Regions from separate parts of the Homo sapiens genome. Here region 1 is linked to region 2. A link is an interaction called in ENCODE POLR2A ChIA-PET data of the cell type or tissue named here. Cell type or tissue: Panc1. All regions are shown on one strand.

Region 1 (2,500 bases), 500 kb after region 2:
ACTTTTATAAACTTCTGTGGCAAAATGTCTGTACAGATCTTTTGCCCATTTGTTTTTCTTATTGCTAAGCTGTAAGAGTTCTTAATATATTCCAGATATGGCTGGGCAGTGTGGCTCACGCCTATAATCCCAGCACTTTTGGTAGGCTGAGGCCAGAGGATTTCTTGAGGCCAGGAGTTAGAGACCAGCCTGAGCAACATAGTGAGCCCCTTGTCTCTAATAAGAATTAAAAAAAATGAGTTGGCGGTGGTGGTGTGCACCTGTATTCCCAGCTACTTGGGAGGCTGAGGCAGGAAGTTTGCTTCAACCTAGGTGTTTGAGGCTGCAGTGATCCAAGATCAAGCTATCCAGACTGGGCAACAGAACAAGATTCTGACTGGAAGAAAAAAATAAAAATGAAAATCGTAGGCCCAGCACCGTGGCTCATGACTGTAATTCTAGCACTTTGGGAGGCCGAGGAGGTTGGATCACGTGAGGTCGGGAGTTCGAGACCAGCCTGGGCAACATGGCAAAACCCCCGTCTCTACTAAAAATACAAAAATTAGCTGGGCCTGGTGGCACATGCCTGTAATCCCAGCTACCCGGGAGGCTGAGGCAGGAGAAGCAGTGGAACCCGGCAGGCAGAGGTGGAGTGAGCTGAGATCGCGCCACTGCACTCCAGTCTGGGCAACAGAGCAAGACTCCATCGCAAAAAAAAAAAAAGAAAAGAAAAAGAAAAGAAAATTATGTATATGTATATATGTATGTATTCCAAATACAACTTTTTATTTTACAAATGTTTTCTCCAAATCTGCGACTTGCTTTTTCATTCTCTTTATGGGGTCCTTCCTCGTTTTTTTTTTTTTTCTTAACTACTGATCATTATTCTATTGTATGAATATGTCATGACTTATTTAGCCAAGCTTAGGTTGATGGACATTGATGTTATTTTGTTTTATTTTATTTTATTTTTTGGAGACAGAGTCTCACTCTGTCACCCAGGCTGGAGTGCAGTGGTGCGATCTCGGCTCACTGCAACCTCCACCTCCCGCGTTCAAGCTATTCTCCTGCCTCAGCCTCCCGAGTAGCTGGGACTACAGGTGCATGCCGCCACGCCTGGCTAATTTTTTTGTATTTTAGTAGAGACGTTTCACCATGTTGCCCAGGCTGGTTTTGAACTCCCGAGCTCAGGCAATCCGCCTGCCTCGGCCTCCCAAAGTGCTAGGATTACAGGCGTGAGCCACCACGTCCGAACCATTGATGTTATTTCTAAACTTTTGTTATTACAAACTGTGCTTCTGTTAATATCCTTGAATTCACGTTGCTGTTTCTTTTTTTTTTTTTTCTTTTTTTCCTTTTTGAGACAGAGTCTCGCTGTCACCCAGGCTGGGGTACTGTGGTGCCATGTCTGTTCACTGCAGCCTGCAGCCTCCGGCTCCTGGGTTTCAACGATTCATGATTCTCCCCTCGAGAGGAGCTGGGATTACAGGCATGCGCCACCACGCCGGGCTATTTTTATTTCGTCATGTTGGCCACGCTGGTCTCAAACTCCTGAGCTCAGGAGATCTGCCGGCCTCGGCCTCCCAAAGTGCTGGGATTACAGGCGTGAGCTGCCACACCTGGCCTCATGTTGCTATTTCTTTTCTTTCTTTTCTTCTTCTTCTTCTTCTTTTTTTTTTTTTTTTGTTTTGTTTTGAGACGGAGTCTCGCTGTCGCCCAGGCTGGAGTGCAGTGGCGCGATCTCAGTTCACTGCAGGCTCCGCCCCCCGGGGTTCACGCCATTCTCCGGCCTCAGCCTCCCGAGTAGCTGGGACTACAGGCGCCCGCCACCTTGCCCGGCTAATTTTTTGTATTTTTAGTAGAGACGGGGTTTCACTGTGTTAGCCAGGATGGTCTTGATCTCCTGACCTCGTGATCCGCCCGCCTCGGCCTCCCAATGTGCTGGGATTACAGGCGTGAGCCACCGCGCCCGGCCTCTTTTTTTCTCTTTCTTTCTTTTTTTTTTTTAGATGGAGTCTTGCTTTGTCGCCCAGGCTGGAGTGCAGTGGTGTGATCTCGGCTCACTGCAACCTCCGCCTCCTTGGGTTCAGGCTATTCTCCTGACCTCAAGTGATCCACCCGCCTCGGCCTCCCAAAGTGCCAGGATTACAGGCATGAGCCAGCGGCCCAGCCATTACGTTGTTGTTTCTTTGTTTTTTTTTTTTCTTTTTTCTTTTTTTTTTTTTTTTTTTGAGAGGAAGTTTCACTCTTGTTGCCCAGGCTGGAGTGCAATGGCGCTATCTCACTGCAACCTCCGCCTCCTGGGTGCAAGCAATTCTCCTGCCTCAGCCTCCCAAGTAGCTGGAATTACAGGCATGTGCCACCATGCCTGGCTAATTTTGTATTTTTAGTAGAGACGGGGTTTTTCCATGTTGGTCAGGCTGGTATCAAATTCCCAGCCTCAGGTGATCTGCCCACCTTGGGCTCCCAAAGTGTTGGGATTACAGGCGTGAGCCACGGCGCCCAGCCTACATTGTTATTT
Region 2 (2,500 bases):
GCCCGGCTGGAAATTTCCAAACATATAAAAGTAAACTTAATAGTACAGTATAATGGACCCCATGAACAAAAGTAATTTTTCTAACCTCAAAAGCAGGGGCAGTTTATTTAATCAGGTAAAAACTGAGCCTTAAAAGTCAGACTTTGCTAAAAGAAAACAGTATTTTTTTCACTGTCCTGAATATAACATTAAGGAAATAGGATTTGGTTAGGTCTAGATAACATTTAATAATTTCAACTGTGTTAAAGACAAAAGTAATTTTTGATGTGACCATGGACTTGTCATGAAAAATATAAAGGTGAAAGGGATTCCATCCCCCTTCCTCTAAACAGAATGGAACATAAGCACAGGTTTAGGCTAATTCATAACCTGGATTTTTAAAGCTTTTACATAGTTGGGTTTCATGTTGTTCAGATGTCTTACTAAACCAGGTATCTAAATGAGTGTTTTTCTGTTAAAAAAAAAAAAAAAAGGACATGTCCCCTTCCTCTGCCATCCCTTAATCACGGGGCTCCACTGGAATAGAGATGGGCGGATAAAGAAGGAAACTTAGTGTTAGCAGCTCCAGTGAACTGGTATGAGGTAGAGGAGGGTTGAAGCCATTGATCACAGTGACGTTTCCAGAGGATTTAAGCTTTCCCATTGTCCCATCCTTCATTTGAACCCTCAGAATGTACAGCCAGAAGTCCAAGAGCAAGCGTCTCTGCGAAGGGTAAACCTTCCAGGCTGTGCTCCCTCAAAGGCGCCGCTGCGCTTGAGGAGCAGGTGCTGTGGCTGCTGAAGTCAGGTGCTCTGGGAGCAGACAACAACTGCCTGGGTGTGTAGCACCTGTGTCCTTTTGGCTCCCCTGGCCTTGTCTTCTGAGACTCTGTTGTTAATTTCTTTAGCTGTTTATGTCAGCTTTGACCAAAGCCCACTGCAAAGCTTAGAAGGGTAAGGAGGCAACAATATCCCTTTGAAGACTTATTTTGGCACAGATTTTGTGATTTGTGAATAGTAACATTCCTCAGTAGCCACAAATTAAACAACATCGATCTAATTTTGGTATTAATTAGTTGTATAATTAAAATAGTAAAACCATCTGCATAGATTGAAGCTATAGTTTCAGGTTGTATTATATGTGTGAAAAACCGACTCTTCATTGTGAATTTTGAGTAGACTTCCCAGTAGATTATTTATGTAAGCTGTGTCATCAGAAACATTCCAGAATGAATCACGTTTAATTAGGATCTAACAAATGTTACCACCTTTGTTCTGTTGAACAATATTTTTAAACCATTAAATCAACTTGGTTGATAAAAGGAAATTGCAGTAATTTATTCATAACCCTTTCATCACAAGTGTTTTCACTTGTGTCCTTGTCATTGTATACACAGATATTTGAAAATTTTGCACCTCAGGAATTGCTGGGCTGGGAGAAAAAGGATGGCAGCAATTTAAATCTGTATTTGTGCTAGAATAATCTTTTACAATCTCTTTGCTATAAGATCTTTTCCTGGCCAGTTCTGTTTTCCCCACTATAACGAAACATCCTGTCTTAATATAAGATTATTTCTGGCAAGGGATTCTTGAAAGCTGTAAAGAAAACATACCTGCTGTCTTTACCGATAATGTGGAAAACTTCATGGGAAATTCTAGCCCCTTCGATGTCAAGTCTATTTAATCTCATTCCTTTACTATTAATAAATTTAAATAGATGAATTTCAAATCTCATTAAATGTTACAACAGTATGTCTAATTAGTTTTTTTCTTTCTTTGATTGGATTCCACAAAGTAGAATAAAGCTCTTCTCAGAAACCTGTTTGGACTTAGTAATTATTTTTCTCTAGATTGTTATTTTTTCTCTAGTTTGTCAAGAGTGAGTAAACTTTGAATGATTGAGAGTCTGTTATGACATAGGTCAAATCAATTGAGCAGGACCAAAGAGTTGGGCTACCCTGGTCACATTAACTATATACATTTACTGCGATTATTTCCATTGTTTCTTCATACACAGCTGTGTGACACAGCGTGCCTTTTGCATCGGTAAAGGAGTTAAATCTGTAGTTAATTTGTGTGGCATTCTCTAGGCTGAGCCAGGCTTTCTTAGCCCTTTGGAAGATCCCACATGGAAGCATTAGACATAATGAAAACTCAGCATATTTCTTTGCTTCTGAGTTGTTGGAAATGATTAGATTGAAACTCAATGTGTTGTTTTCTTTTCCCACCCCCACCCTTTAGAAAGGTATCTGTATGTACAGAATGGGAATATCATTAATGTCATGCAGTTTATTCTTTTCTACAAAGGTGATTATATTAAATAGTTCTGCTATAACATGGCATAAGCATTTCTAACAGTGACCACACTGGCCGGGCCCGGTGGCTCACACCTGTAATCCTAGCACTTTGGGAGGCCAAACACCTGAGGTCGGGAGTTCAAGACCAGCCTGGCCAATGTGGTGAAACCCCATCTCTACTAAAAATACAAAATTAGCCGGGCATGGTGGCATATGCTTGTAAT

Evidence for each region. ChIA-PET counts read pairs that join two places held together with the same protein. Peaks named below come from ENCODE experiments on the same cell type or tissue, not always from the same donor. Only the 100,000 strongest peaks of a DNase experiment are listed, where the experiment ranks them.
Region 1: POLR2A ChIA-PET joins it to region 2 with 7 read pairs; 2 of 35 experiments call an interaction of 5 or more read pairs at or near these places.

Annotation. Positions count from the first base shown.
Region 1 is chr20:49,195,609-49,198,108 of GRCh38, reverse strand. It overlaps a transcript of STAU1 not described here. Among named protein-coding and RNA genes, the nearest start is that of STAU1, 8.5 kb to the right of the region's middle. In Panc1, no CTCF peak of the experiment used is centred here; no DNase peak of the experiment used is centred here.
Region 2 is chr20:49,695,548-49,698,047 of GRCh38, reverse strand. All of the region lies in intron 1 of B4GALT5 (beta-1,4-galactosyltransferase 5), which reads left to right. Among named protein-coding and RNA genes, the nearest start is that of B4GALT5, 17 kb to the left of the region's middle. In Panc1, no CTCF peak of the experiment used is centred here; no DNase peak of the experiment used is centred here; H3K27ac peaks cover 1,244 bases.